Linked DNA regions of Homo sapiens: region 2 is linked to region 1. Evidence: chromatin loops called from intact Hi-C (ENCODE). Cell type or tissue: gastrocnemius medialis. All regions are shown on one strand.

Region 1 (8,000 bases):
TTGGGAGTGCTTTAAAAAATCCAGTTTCTTGGAATCTGTATTGGCTAATATGAGGCCACCTTTGGAGCAGACCCGCATATTACCCAGTGGCTGACGTTATTCCCTCTCTAGCCAGAATGCCAGTATTTTCAGTGAGTGTGTACATTGGAATTTCTGGTTAAAGAAGTCAGTCACTTCTTCTAAAAATATGAGTGGAAATATAATCATTTGGAGTAGATGGGTTTGCTAGAATTAGGTGGAAGATGTCTAGAAAGAGTCTATGGAAACCAGGTGAGAATCTAGATTAAGTTGGTATGGCTATGATTTTGGCCAGCAACTTGTGATTTTCTTTCTCTCTTATAACATGATTTTGTAGTTCATTTTTCTCCACCTTCAGCTCAATGGCCAGATGATGGAGCCTGAGAATCTATGAGGAGTCAGCTCCTGGATCCTCACCAGTTATGCTCTATGGGCTGAATCAGTCAGTCAGCGTCTCTGAACCATGGCATCATTACCTGCAGAGAGGGCTTGTACTACACGGGTGCAAAGAGATGGTTGGAAAATGTCTAACAAATACACTTAGATCTGTATTTGAAGCCACTTGTAGTGTGTGGAATTATGGATGCTTAATAAATGCATTCTATGTTTGCAAGATATGTTCTTCTCCTAGAAATCTCCTTATCTCCCAGGAGATAAGACACTTCTTGGTAAAGACATTTTGAGTACCACTGAACCCTCCAAAGAGTATTGAGTATTATTGAGATTCTGATGATTATTATTCCCAATTTTGCTTTTCTTCTGCCACCTCTCTGCCCTCTCAAGGGAAGTGAATGCTCTCTGATCACATGGTGGGAAAGGGCCTCCTTCACTCGACTATAATAATAAATTTATGAAGGGCAACATTCACCCAGTTGAAGTGTAAGTGTACCATTATCACATCTTTCTTATCTAGCTTTATACTAAGTATTAAGAGGGAAACACAGACATATAAAATCTGGTTACTAGTCTGAAAGAATTTACTTCTTGTTGTAGAAGTAACACCTACAATTGTGAGATAATCTTCAGGAGACAATTTGCCAGCAAAATAAATAGGAACATAGCCCATAGTTTCAGATAAGCAGATGCCATAGGAGGTCAAAATAGGAGCAGGAGAGACCCAAGCATCAGCGGCTGGAGAAAATGACTGATTTTCAATGATGGCTACCTTCCTAAAGATATCAATCCCATAATGCCCAGAAAGCTCAGAGGACGAAGGGCAGAACCAAAGGCTTGAGAGTGCACAATGTGTAAGGGAGGGGCCAGGGCCAAGCAGCCAGCAGAACAGGGCTCTACGGGCAGCCAAAGCCACTGTGTCCTGTGCCACGAAAGGCCCAGAGAGCATCTAAAGATAGCACCCTGGCACAGAGTCATACGGCGAGAGCGGGAAGCCTGGTACTCCTGTACCACACGCTCGAATTTCCTCTGAATATTTACACGCTCAGCGTCTTCCAGTCATCACCATAGCCCCACAAAAGAGGCGGGACAGAAAATCATTGCCATTTGGAGAAGAGGAAACCGAGGATAGGGAAGGCTCAATGGCCTTTGCACAGTGACATGAACAGGGAAGGAGAGAAGCAAGTCCAGAACCCACCGGTGCTGTTTCTGGCTGTGTGCCTACGAAGCGGGTACAGGGAAAACTCCTCTGAGGACTCCAGCCTGGGGTAAAGAGAGTCATGAACATAGCATAGGTCCCACAGGGATGATTTGACCCAAATCTGGAACTAAAAGTGTAGTCTAACTCCAGGCAAGGTGAGGGTAAGAGAGGACACTGGCTGTGTGTTTCTACACATCTGCCCATAAAAGAGAGTGGAGAGGGAAGCCAGGGCTCCGTAACCCCCTTCAAGTCAAAGGAGGGGAGGAGGCTCCCTTGCCTTGGGGAGGGAAGAGGGAGGAAGAGGAGGGGAATGCATAGGGAAGTCTGCTTTTAAGCCCATTAATGAGGAAGAGCCAAGCATCCAATTAACTTGACATCTCTTGCAGCCAAAATATCTGAGGATATAAGAAGCGAATTTAATATGTGGAGGCTTGGGAGACAAGTGACTAATAGTGGAAAACAGCCCCAGTTTATTTAAAAAATAGGTCAGGCCCAACAAATCCAATAGATTCCCTCTCAGCACTTACGGATCCAGGAGACAGAGGGAGTGCTGTGTGGGTGCAATGCCATTTTGATTTGAAGCAGACATTGTTGTTGTACCACCAAGAGACAGCCAGGGCTGGCAGGAGGCGCCTGTGCACAGCATGCAGCTGCTGAGGGCGGCCTTCGCGTCAAGCGTCTCAGTGACCCTGGTCAGGACAGCGAGTCCCTACCAGTGACCGGCCCAAGGTCACGAAGCCTGAAGGTGGCGGCGCCCACACCCAATCCCAGCCCCTCTACTCTCAGAGCTAAAGTGCTCTCTGTGGCCTTGGGTGCCTCTCTTCCAGATGTCCTTGGCCCGGCTCTGGGAATCTTGGTTGGCTCTGAGATGGCAGCACCAGGCTGCCATCTGAGAGCTATGGCAGAGCTCAGGGCTTCAGCGAGGAAGAGAGAAGGCCTGAAGCTGTCCTCGGCACTGTCAGGACAGGGTTCCTAGGCACCAGCTGGAGAGCCTGTTAACATGCCCAGTGTTGGGTCTCAGTCCCACCCTGATTTCATTGGTCTGCGGTGGGCTGGAGATCCACCAGCGACGGCCGACATGGATTATAAAACAGAAACACTGTTTGAAGTCGGAGCCCAGGTTGTTTCTTTCAGAACGTTAATTTCTAGAGATGTTTATAGATCTCAGGAAAAAGTGTGTCACAGCCATAAATGTGATAGTAGTAGATGCCCTAATTCCTCTTAGAAATTTATATTATATAATATTTATATAATATATTTAATACATATACTATAATAAAATCATTTATTTTAGCATTTTAAAGGCTTAAAAGTATTGCAATTAAGAATTCTCTTTATGTAATCCCAGCGCTTTGGGAGGCCGAGGCAGGTGGATCACCTGAGGTCAGGAGTTCGAGACCAGCCTGGCCAACATGGTGAAACCCCGTCTCTACTAAAAATACAAAAAAATTAGCCTGGCATGGTGGCGGGTGCCTGTAGTCCCAGCTACTTGGGAGGCTAAGGCAGGAGACTGGCATGAACCCGGGAGGCAGAGCTTGCAGTGAGCTGAGATCACGCCACTGCACTCCAGCCTGGGCGACAGAGTAAGACTCCGTCTCAAAAAAAAAAAAAAAAAAAAAAAAAAAAAAGAGCTCTCTCTTTAGCTTATCTGCCCAAACCTACTTGCCATGGAACCTTTTTCTAGGAGTACCAATTATACAGTATACAATGTGGGAAAATGTTACTCTAGACCAGTGGTTTTCAAACTTTATGGTGTATCAGAATCACCTGCTGGGACCCGTCCCAAAATTTCTGATTCATTGGTTTCTGTCCTTCAAGGCCTGGGAATCTGCATTTCTTACCAGTCCCCAGGTGATGCTGGTGGTCTGGAGACCACACTTCAAGAACCACTGCCGTAGACCCCTCTGCAAGCCCTGGCTCAGCCGAGGGTCCTGGGAGGCCTCCCAGAGTGGGAGGGTGGAGACTGAGAGCAGTGGGCAGCAGGAGCTAAGAGAAGGGGTTTCCAGGAAACACAGCCTTGAGAAGGCTTGACTCTAAGGTAAGAAAACCCTATGTAGGGATGGGCTCTGCCAAGATCCCAGAGTTAGAGTCAGAGATTCTATAAAACAGGGGGTTCCAAATGGGGGACAGCCGACCCTCTGTGACAGGCATCAGTGGCTTGCCCCCAACATCCAGGCCTGGAAAAGGCAGATCTGGAGAGCGTCTGTGCCTACGAAGCCAAGTCTTGTGAAGGGCATGAGGCAGACGACTGAAGAATAAACCAGAGCAAGCTGGGGAGCCCGGGAGGCCACATGCAGAAGACAACACCGTCTCGCAGGACTGGCAACACCTAGATCAAGCTTGTCCAACCTGCAGCCTGCACACCGCCCAGGATGGCTTTGAATGTGGCCCAACACAAATCCACAGACTTTCTTAAAATACTATGAGATTTTGTTTGGATTTTTATTTTTTAGCTCATCAGCAATCGTTAGTGTATTTTATGGGTGGCCCAAGACCATTCTTCTTCTTCTAATGTGGCCCAGGGAAGCCTGGACAACCCTGACCCTCCTCCCCTTTGCCCCCAGACTCTGGGCTTCCAGCCCCGAGGGTAAGAAGCAGCAAGCTAGAGCTACCTACCCTAGCACAGTACACCCCTCTGAGGGGGCTGACTTCATCTGCCAGCCCCGATGATAAGACAGGGGTGCAGGAGAGTAGAGAGAGGGTGCATGTAGGGCTGTCTTGGCCAAAGGCAGGCAATAAAGCTGTACTTTTGCTTTCTTAGGTGATAGGAGAGGTCCCAATGCCCAGCAGAGCCCTTGCTTGTCTTGCTGCTGCCTGACATTTCACATAAGAATGTTCTTTTTTTCTGCAAACCTCTGGTCCCTATCTAAAGGCAGGCAGATGGTTCTGGAAGAGCTAACCCTTTGTGTAATTATGCAGAACGGGAGCCACAGCTTAGATCACAGCCTGGTGAGTAAACACAGGTTGAAGAGAGGTGTGGTGAGTGTCTAAGGGCGACACTGGGCAGAGGGGCTGGCACGAAGGTGGGCAAGGAGGGAAGAAGGTGAAGGCGGTGGGCAAAAGAGTGGGGTGAGGCCCAGGCTGGAAGCCTCCTGCCACCCCTACTCTGTCCCCTCCCACTGCGATCCTCTTTCTTCCCTCCGTGGGCCCTCCAGGCCAGGCAGGCGGCTGCTGAGGACAGACGACTCAGGTTAGAAAAAGCTCTCTTGACATTTGGAGAACAGAGCAGGATTTGGCTCCTCTAGTGGAGCCTCTTGTTCTCAGGGAAATCATTTTAAAGCTTGGGCTGGTGCCAGCAGGAGCCATTTATAGCCCAAAGGGCTTAGGTTCACTTTGGCTGCCTGGTGCAGAGAGTGCTGGCTTCCCTCTCCCCTCTGCAGGCTGCCTTCCCCCTTCAGATGTCCAGCACCTTCACTCTCCTTCCTTAAAGCTTCTTTTTCCTCTCCTCTACCACCTCTTTCCTATTCTCTTGGAGGTTCCAGTTCCAGATCCACCTCCGGACCTAGATTCCCCTAGGTGAGCCTAAACAAATTCCTTTCCTTCTGTGGGCCTCAGTCTCTCCATCTGCACCCTGACACCTATTGTCTGCTCTCTTTAAACTCTGTCACCTTGGAGAGGTGCCTGCCTGTGCCTACCTCCACTGAAGCGCTCTCCTCTGTCTAGTTATTGCCTGTTGACTCTCTTTCTGCCCTCAACACTGGGCTTCCTGCCTGGGCCAGCTGTGTTACCCTTTTCTGAGCACAGGGCCTGGCTCCTGGCAGTAGCTCAGTTAAGCTTGGTTGGGCCGAACTGAGCTAACCATGGCATCAGTTTCAAGAGCACAGGTTTTGGCATAAAACAGATACTGGTTGACATCTTGGCTGTGCTGCTTGCTATCTCTGGGCCCTGGCAAATGACTGGACTTTGTGAGCTTTAGTTTCCTCATCTGTAAATGTCAGTTACTATGAGGATTTCACGAGATGGTGTCTATCTATAAAGTGCTTGGCGCAGCGCCTGGGGCGCAGTGGGCCCTTAGTCAATGTTAGGTCTCATCACCATCATCATCCTCTGCCATCTACCTGCATTTTCAAGGGATGTGGGTTAGGTCAAACATGCTCCCCCAAATCCCCACCCCTGCTTGTGGAAATCCGACCCACCCTTCAAGGACGAGCTCACAAGCTCACATGCCCCTTCTTCAGGAAGCCAGCTTCCTCCTGTCTCCAGCTCTGCTGCGTCCATAACCTTTCATCTCTGCATTTAGTGGGCCCGAGGCCTGTTCACCCCAGTAGAGTGGGTAGACTAAGACAATCGCACTTTATTTATTAGGGAGAAAAACTGTGCTGAAGCTGCCCTGGGTAAGGCCAGTCTGGGGGCGGAACACTGTGTTGGGGGAGTCCTGATCAGCCGCTGGCGTGGTGAGTCGAAGGCAAATCACAAGTATTGACAGTGGAGGGTGATTCTCACCATATCAGGGAGGCAGACAACATCGGGAGACCTCCAGCAAGTAACAGGGCCCTGGGCCTGGGCCTTTGGACGGAGGTGGGGAAAGAGCAAGGCAGGGTGCTTTCTCTGCCCTGGGGCCCAAGAACCCAACAGGACAAGGCTGGAGGCGATGGTGCAGAAACAGGTACCAGAACCGACTCCAGGGCAGAGCAGGCAGGGCCAGACCTCCAGGGTGATGTGGGCACAGGAACCCTGGAAGGGACTGGGGGCACTGGAATGTCCAGTGGGGAGGGACTTGGGCACAGGGAGCAAATTGGAGGTGAGAAAGCTGCAGCCATGAGCAGACCAAGACGCTGATGTTGAGAGTCCAGCTGCCCATCCGAGTGTGATTCCAAATCCTTTTGCTGACTTCTCAGACTATGTATACAAGATTGGAGTTTGAAAGTCACCTTCACTCAGAGACTCTGCTTGCCTGGTGTGGCTTAGGGAGGAGTTGAGCCTTCTGACTTTACAGAGGAGACCACTGTCATCCCCCAAGACCTATCCCCTGTGCTCCTCAAGTCTCAAGAGCCTTCAGTTGTGGCTGAACAATCATGTATATCTCTTGGAGATGCATCTGGATTCCTATAAGTGTTCCAATTTGCCTGCATAGGATCCATAGAATACCCATATGTCTCTTGTTTCTTTCACAGGGCTGGCACAGTGCCTTGCTGTTGTAGAAGTTCAGCAGGTAGTTGTAGAATTTAAAAGCATCACCCCATGTAGCTGAATGTTCAGGGATCACAGGCCACGGCTGCTTCCCACCCACTCCCAGCCTTCAGGGAGAGGGTATGCCTGTCAGCCAATGGGCAGAGTGCCAGGCTGCAGACCAGGGTCTGGGCCAGTCATTTATTTGTCCCCATGACCTGTGGCTATTGAAATGAATGCCCCCAAATCCATGCATCCTTTTGCCTCCTGCATGGCACACGGCAGACACTTCATAAGCTGGCTGTTGGGGAGAGTCTCAGGGAGCCCCATGGAAAAGAGAACCTTGGAATCAGAGTTGAATGACAGCTTATGGGTGCTGGAGGCCCCTGTGACCTTGACCGTGCACAATGCCCAGGCCAGCTAGGACTTTTTCCTCTCCTTAATATATTTAAATGGAGTCAATACTGGGGTCAGCTTCATGCACACAGCCTTCTTCAGCCCTAGAGGTGAGGTGATCTGCACAGCTTCCTGAGCAGGGTCCTCCCTGGTGGCTGAGGTGTGGAGGGCCCCAGCCAGGCTGGATGGAGGTTGACTTTGTTTCGGAGCCCTTGCTTGGACACCGGAGTGCAATGCTCGGGCCACACATCCTTGGAGGAAGGGCAGCCTGGAAGTGGTGGAACAATCTGTCATGATCATATTTTTGTGTAATCAAACACTCTTCCCATAATACCTTTAATGGCCGCATAGTGTTCTATTGTGTGGCTACACCACAGTTTAATGTCTCACTTTGTGGAACATTTCAGTTGACTCCTACCTTTTGTCACTAAGGACAGCATTGTCATGAAATTCTCAACAGCTACATCATTATGATGATCCATGATTCTCTTCTTATGGTAAAGTCCACAGAACTTCAATTGCTGGGTTAACGGATTTGTGCTCTTTAACACTTCAAGTACATTTTACCAAACGGCCTTTCTAAAAGTCTTGACCTATTTTCATTCCCACTAGAAATGTGTGAAAGGACCTATCTCTCTGCAACTCTTACATATGCAGAGCTGTGGTTGTTTTGGTGGGAGAAGAGCTTATCTGGTATTTAAAAGCTGTAAGTTTTCTATTTGAATTTGAATTTACCTGATTTCTAATGAGGTTAAACATTTTTGTTGCACATCAACCTGCCATTTGTATTTCACATGTACTTGCCTCATGTGGACAGATTATCCAATCCTTTCCCCAATATTACATTGTGGGTGTTCATCTATTTTTGTATTGGCTTGTAAGA
Region 2 (8,000 bases), 170 kb after region 1:
AGCTGACCATGAGAAGCCTGTTGTTCTTCTTCTTCATGCATCTCCCCCAGCCCATCTTCCTTCAGAGGTGGCCAGCCGAAGCAGCCAGAGATGGTGCTTAAATGACACGCTCAGTTCCCTCTCTTGACAGCACTTGCCAGCCTGAAGAACTAAGCATTTCAAGTGCTTCACTGACCACAGGTTCAGAAAAACTTCAGAAAATTAAGTAGACAGCAGAAATAAATGCTGTGGATGCCAAGTTATCGGCTTGGTGGCTTGTTGATTCAGGTGTTCTCCTGCCTGGATCAGGAGTGAGGACTGGGGAGGAAGGTTGAGTCAGTATTTCTGGGACTTAATGTTTCTGACTATATTTCAAGTCAAATACAAGCGATTTCTTTAAAACTTTATACCTAGTTTCAATTCTCCATGCCTCCTCATCCCTTCATTAAAGAGTGGAGCTCAATGAGAGTTAATTAGGTTATATACAGCAAGAGTGCTGAGTTGCACAGTACTTGTGGCCCAGAGTTGACCTCCATAAACATGAATTTCCTTTTCTTTCTGTCTAGAGGGAATAATCAAAAGTTAAGCCTGATTTTGAAACTACTAACACCAACCACCGCTACTGCAGACCTGTGAATGCCAATTATGAAGTTCACAGACAGGGGTTTGTCAAAGGTTTCCTCAAAACACACTGAATCTGGCCTTCCACATGGAGTGAGCCTTTGAGGACTGGGTTTTGGTGACAGAAACTTACTGGGGGAGTCATCACTGCAAAGAAGGGTAGGTTGGGCTCAATTGTGGGCTGAGCTGGTGTTCCCCAGGTCTTTTCCCTCAATTTGTGCAACAGTTAGAGAGTGGAATAGCTCCAGGAGAAGCATAAGAACACCACCACATGGGGCCAGGGAAAGAACTGCCACACTTCACCTTGGGTCACACAGCTCCTTTCACAGCCTCCACACCTCGGAGCTCACATGCATGAGCAGAGATGGGGCTGAGCCTAATGAGGGTCCCCATTTCATTGCCCAACTTTGGTATATTCTGAAAAACTAGACTTAAAGAAAGAGAGCCTAGCCATTGTGCTTCCTCCAACAGCACAGGGATGCGTCCCTTCAAAAACTACTCTGATGGAGTGAGTGACACAAAGACTCAGGGGAAAAGAGCTGCTTTCAAAGTACTCTAGTGAAGTCTGTATTTTATTCACCCATGTTCAAGTGAAATCTTGACTGCAGCATAAGAGACTTCAGTCAGACACTGAGAAGTTTTTGAAACTAAAGAAAGAAAGGCATCAAACCAGGAGTGGGCAAACTCTGCCCCTGGGCTAAACCAGCAATCCCCTATTTTGGTGTGGCTAGTGAGTTAAGCCTGGTTTTTACATTTTTAAATGGTCAAAAAGAAATATCAAAAGAATAACAGTACTTGGTGACACATGGAAATTATATAAAATTCAAACTTCCTTGTCCATAAATAAAGTTTTATTGGAACACGGCACCCTCATTTGTTCACATATTGCCTATGGATGCTTTTGTGCTGCAACAGCAGAGATGAGTAGTTGTGATAGAGACTGTAAGGTCCACAAAGTGGAAAATATTTATTCTCTGGACCTTTATGAAAAGGCTGCCGGGCCCTGCACTAGGCAATGGTGTGCACTGATGCTCTGCATACCATCTCTCTGGAGAATCTCTTCAGGAGATTGCAGTGTATTTGGGTTTGAAGGCGAGACATGGGTAAAATGACCTCAGAAATGCCTTCCTCTCATGTTGTGGGAGAGGCTGTACCTATTCCTAAGGTACAGACAGCAGGAACGACTTTGTTATAACTCAAGTTGATGCCTTTCTACTTTTAGTTTCAGAAGGTTCTTCTCGTGTCTTACTTAAGTCCCTTACGTTACTGTTATCATTTCCCACAATCCTGGAGAGCTACTGAGGCAGAGAGGAAATAGCCCTGGAATCTGACAGCAAGTAAAGGCCAGAAATAGAATGAACTCAGGAGGTCCGGCTCCTAGTAGAGTTTGGGCAGATCCTTCCTTCCAAGACAGAACTGGTGGCATCTTTTCTGTTAAGGATGTCACCTCCCACGGGGCAAGCTCTAACCCAAGACAGGAAGACATCTGGCATTCTCAGTGGGCAGGCCTACCTGGGACCCCACTTACCTGCATATCCTTCCTGGCGATGAAGCCCTTGCCTTCAGCATCACAGGTCTGAAAGAACTCCTGTGCCTTCCTCAGCATGACTAGCTGGCCCGACGTTTGCTCCTGAGTCTCCTTCTGCTCCAGGCTGTCCAGGGGATGCAGGCAGGCTCCACTCCCCTTTGGCCCCTGGCCAGACCCCTGACCAAGTCTCTGGGGTCTGGAGACTACCCTCCCGTCAGGGGCAGCCATCGCGATTAGTCAGTTTCTTGAAGTCTTTTTCAGAACCTGAACATAGAAAATGGGAGAGAGAAGTGGGTGTGGTGGGTTGGAGTGAGGCTGAAAAAGAACAAGAGGGGATGAGAAGGAAGCACAGAGCCATACACCAGTGTGTCCAGGAATCTCTTAGCAACTACCTCTTAATTAGCAAAAGCTCAGGACAAGGGGAAAATATTCCATGATCACTAATAGATCAGCAAGCCCATCAAAGGGAGGAGGGAAGAGTGCGGAAAGAAGACAGACATCTCCAGATTGAAAGGAGATGGAATAGGGGAAGCCCAAAAATAATTTCTTCCCATTTAAACAACCAAACAACAACAAAACAGATCCTGATAGACCAGCTGCCATTTATAGAGCGTTTACTTAGACACCATGCCATGGCCTCTATATACATTTTTTTCATGTAATTCTCACATCTCTCTGACATAGCCATTATCATCTTCATTTTAGCAGTGTGAAAACTGAGGCTCAGAGAGGTTGCGTGACTTGCCCAATATCACACAGCAAATTACTACAAAAGCTGAGATTGAAATCCAAGCCTGTACAACTTGTATGATCTCAGTCCCACCCTGTCCTGACTCCTCAGCATTGCTGAGGGTGGAAAGCTCTCCTCAGGTGGATGCACTTGCTCCTACATCATTCACAGTCAACAAGTTCTTGGTGAGCTCTTGCCCAATGTCATAGACCTCGGCCACAGCTGTGAGCTCTGCAGTTTATTTACGTAGGAGAAAATGTGCCCCATTCTCAAGGAGCTTCATGTTGTAGAGGACTTGCCAGGCCTGGTTTGGTGACACCCAAGGCTGTTTTCAGCCCAAACCGAATCACAAATCATACACTTCAATCAGACTTTTAAAGACCCTGAAGGAGTGTTTTCAGAGGGTGTCTTGCAATGTGATGTGGAAGAGGGCATACGGAAACCTGGCTTCTGGACTCCACTGCTGCTTATATGACCTTGAACAAGTCGGTACCTGTCTGGGCCTCAGTTTCCTTATCTGTATGAGGAGAACACTGGACCTGTTTGTCTTTAAGGTCCCTTCTAGTTCTGAGCATCTGTAAGTCTGTGAAATCGCCACATCATAAAATGTTATGAATTATAAATGTTATTAATACAAAACTAAGTTCATGGGATAAAAGGAAATAATAACATCCTTGGATTTTTTTTTCCATCTGAAGACTTTTTGGAAGTAGAATAGGTCCACATTTTAAATACACGATGACATTTGGGTTTAAAAATAGAGATATGCACTGTCATGCATTTTGTGGCGAGCTGGAGAATGTGATGCTCTGGATCATATTTCCTGTGTCCATGTGAGTAAGAAAGGAGGAAAAGAAGTGAATCACCAGGCAGGTTTCTCTGATTACCAGGCCCTGGGCCTCAGGCTCAGCTATACCATGTCCAGAGCAATGTAAAATCTGTTGATTTCAGTGATGATCTTCCACTTAACCAGATTTGTCAAGAGCTGTGGGCCAGAGCTGGAAGAGCTCCTGGCCTCAGGAATGAACTTCATGTAATAAGGCCTTGACATTGCAGATCAGGCTACACCCTTTGCTCCGTGTGGCTGAACATGTAATTCCCACACTGACCCATCTGACCAGCCCCATCCTCAGGAAATGTTCTTTCTCGTCATCTCTGTGTGTGAACTGACCATCACCTAATCCTAAGCAGATTTAACATTTTCATTCTGTCTTCCCCAGAGGGAGCTGCCTTGGATGGAAGCCTGAGGGGGCAGGGCTGTGTCTCCATGGCTTTTATGTGCATTGTTCAGCCCGCCTGCATGAAGTGCTGGCTTTGGAAGGGCTTTTGGATAATGATGGTGGTAACGTGAGCTTCTGTAAATATACCACATGAGCAGAACAGGCTGTTGTCTTCCTGGTACCTTGCCGGGACTCTGTCTGCAAGGTCTCTGCACCCAAGAGGCCCCACCCTACTCCCACCTGCTGCTCCCAGGAGATGAGGTTAATAATATCTGTCATTCCTTGAGTGCTTTCTCTTGCCAGGCCCCTAGCATACTTCATCTTATTGAACCTGACATCCTCCCATATGGTAAGTATAATTAGGATTCCCATTATACAGATGAGGAAACTGAATTTTGGAGAGGTTAATTTGTATCAGGGTCTAGCACAGTCAGAGACCTCTTCTGCTATACACATTGCCTTCCTGAGACCCAGTTGTGGGCTTGCTCTTAACAGTGTACTCATCCCCAACTGATCTAAATCACCTCCCAGAGGCATATTCATCATTTTAACGGGAACGTCTTTAATTCATTCATTCATTCATCCATTCATTTATTTCCATCTACTGATTACCATGCAGCAAGCTCTGAGCTAACACTGTGAAATAGTGTTAGGTGAAATAGTGAATAGGACATGGTCCCTGCCCTTAATGAATGAGTCTCTGAGAGTCCCTAATGGTGGGATTTCAATAATGGTGACTGATAGTTGGGGAAGATGTTTTAGATTGAGTCCTATATAGACTCTGTAGTAATCAACTACTATTAAATAGCTGTGTGACCTTAAGTGAGCCCTCAAGTCACTCTGGGCCTGAGAAATAGTAGAGAGGATTTCTTAGTTCCAGATCTGATGTTTGCTGGCTTTCTAACTTCCCTAGACCACTTTCCCTCTACCTCTGCCCACCTGGTAACAACAGGTGATGCATGACATGAAAGAATCAACTAGTAGTTCTAGAGAAGTCAGCTATGAGCAACCAGTAGACAGGCACCATGTCTTATTCGATTTTACCGCCAGTTTCTAGCCTAGAATATGGTACATAGTAGTACTCACTGATCATTGCATGAAGGAAGATCAATCTTTTGCTGAAGTCTTCAGAGGAGGGCCTGCAAGCATTTTTATTTCAGGCAGGTAGCTCTATATGTGGAATTTTTATCTTATAATGAGTAAGTCTAGACTTCTGTTTCCAGAAAAGATGTAGTATCAGAGGCTGGATTTACCCTCCCAATTGAAATAACCAAAATTCCAGAGAGAATATAACTTTAAAAATGGTTTTCAAGACACTAGACACCAGGAATGAAGGATGGTGATCCTTAAGCAGGGGCAGGACTATATTGAGCTGAGTGAAGCCCCTACCGAACAGGATTTAAAAAGACATCTACTCTCAGGAGCTAACCCTGCACTTACACAACCCTGAGAATTAGTATCTTCCTAAGAGTCAGCTGCTTAGGGTACAAAAATCTAAGGAGGCTTTCACTTGCAAAATTGTGCATCTGACAGTGATTTCTGCCTTAAATTTTTTTTGTCATAGGGGCTTCACTTATCTTACTCTAGTTCAAGCTCTGTTCCTGAGACATAGGAAAGAAACAAAATGAACCCCAAGTGTGCCCTGTCTTATTATCTAAAGAGTTTTTAGGTCATGGCACGGGGAGGGGAAACACAGGCACAGCTTGGTAGACTACCTATGTTGAGGAAACCCAACTATATCCTGCCTACAAGAAATGTGCTTTACACATAAAGACACAAACTGTTAAAAGTAAAAGGCTGGAAAAAGATATAACACATTAACATTAGTTAAGAGAATACTGCATATTAATATCAGGCAAAATGGATTACAGAAGGAAGGATATTAGCGGGAATTAAAAAGTCATTTCGTATTGATAAAAGGTCAATCCATCAATATGCTATAATAATGCTAAACACTTATGTGTCTAATAGCAGAGCTTCAAAATACACAAAGCACAAACTGATTGAACTCCAAGGAAAAATAGCAAAGTCACAATGATATCCAAAGATTTCAATAACTTTCTCTCTCAATAATTTATAAAACAAGTAGACAGAAATCCGTAAGGATACAGATGATTTGAATACTATCAACCATCTTGACTTAATTGACATTTATAGAACACTCCACCCAATGACAGCTAAATATACTTTTCAAATACACATGGAATACTGACCAAGATAATCCATATTCTGGGTCATAAAATGAGTCTTAATAAATTTAAAAGAATTCAGTTTGTACAAAGTATGTACTCTGACCACAATGGAATTACATTAGAAACCAATAACAGAGAGACCTCTGGAAAATGTCCAAGTATTTGGAAAGACAGTAACACACTTCTAAACAACTCATGGGCCAAAGAAAAAAAGGAAAGGGGAAATGAAAAAATATATTGAACTAAATGGAAAAAAAAAAGCACAATATATCAAATGTTGTGGGATACTGCTAAAGCAGTACTAAGGAAAAAATTTATAGCGCTAATCATATATACTTGGAAAGAAGAAAGGGCTCAAATCAATGACCTCAGATTTTACCTTGAGAAACAAGAAAAATAAATACAAATTAAACCCAACGTAAGGAGAAAAAAATAATAAGGATCGGAGAAGAAAAAATGAAATAGAAAGCAGAAAAGCAATGGAGAAAATCAACAAAACTAAAAGCTGGTTCTTTGAGAAGATTAATAAAGAGACAAGACACAAATTACAATAGTAGCAATGTGAGGTGATATCATTACAGATACTATAGACATTAAAAGGCTAATAAGAGAATATTATGAATAACTTTATGCCAACAAACTTGACAATTTAGATTAGATGAACTGATTCCTTGAAAAACACTAAATACCACAGCTCACTCAAGGAGAGATAGATTACATGAATAATTCTATATCTGCCAAAGAAATTGACCTGATAGTTAAACAAAAAATCTTCCCACAAGAAAACTTCAGGTCCGCATAGCTAAATTGATGAATTCTATCAAATATTTAAAGAATAAGTAATACCAATTCTATACCGACTCTTTCAGAAAATTGAAGACTAGGAAATACTTCCTAACATATTATATGAGGCTAGCATTACCCTGATACCAAAACTGAATGAAGATATTACAGAAAAAAAATAGGCCAATATCCCTTATGAACACAGATGTAATCATTCTTCAGGAAATTGTAACAGATTGAGTTCAACACCATATAAAAAGATGATAATCCTGACCAACCAGGGTTTATCTGAGAAATGCAAGAATGGTTTAACATTTGAAAATCAATAATGTAATTTACCATATTAACAAATTTTAAAAGATAAACCTTTTGATCATCTCAATAGATACAGAAAACGCATCTGACAAAAGCTACTCCTGATAAAAACTAAGAGAACTAGGAATAGGAAGGAACTGGCCCAACACGAAAATGGGCATCTACGAAAACAACAGCTAACATCATACTTAAGGGTGAAAGACCAAATGTTTTGCTCCTGGGGTCAAGAAAAAGACAAGAATATCTGTTCTTACCACTTCTATTCAACATTGTGTTGGAGATTTTAGCTAGCTCAATGGAGCAAGAAAAAGAAATAAAATACATTCAGATTGGAAAGGAAAAAGTTAAATTGTCTTTATTCCCAGACAGCAGGAGTGCTTATATAAAAAAAATCTGATGAAATTCACAAAAAGCTACTTATAAAATAAGTGAATTTGACAAGGTTGCAGGACACACACTCAGTATATGATAATCAATTGTATTTATCTATACTAACAAAAAAAAATTAAAATTGAAATAAAAATATCATTTGCAATTGTATAAAAATATGAGATATGAATATATCTGACAAAGGATGTCTAATACTTATACACTGAAAGCTATAAAATATCAATGAGAATACAAAGAAGACC

The links. A loop is a pair of places that touch in the nucleus more often than their neighbours do. Peaks named below come from ENCODE experiments on the same cell type or tissue, not always from the same donor. Only the 100,000 strongest peaks of a DNase experiment are listed, where the experiment ranks them.
Region 2: it touches region 1 in a loop (4-fold over the local background); 3 of 110 quality-filtered maps call a loop at or near these places.

What each region holds. Positions count from the first base shown.
Region 1 is chr12:3,529,402-3,537,401 of GRCh38, forward strand. The region is part of intron 1 of PRMT8 (protein arginine methyltransferase 8); the gene reads left to right. Among named protein-coding and RNA genes, the nearest start is that of THCAT155, 41 kb to the left of the region's middle. In gastrocnemius medialis, a CTCF peak has its summit at 4,853; DNase peaks (open chromatin) are centred at 1,350 and 4,900; H3K27ac peaks cover 2,267 bases.
Region 2 is chr12:3,694,644-3,702,643 of GRCh38, forward strand. It overlaps CRACR2A (calcium release activated channel regulator 2A), which reads right to left. Exons shown (of 20, transcript NM_001144958.2): 4 at 2,129-2,392. The coding sequence starts at 2,356. Among named protein-coding and RNA genes, the nearest start is that of CRACR2A, 54 kb to the right of the region's middle. In gastrocnemius medialis, no CTCF peak of the experiment used is centred here; DNase peaks (open chromatin) are centred at 3,028 and 3,773; H3K27ac peaks cover 3,328 bases.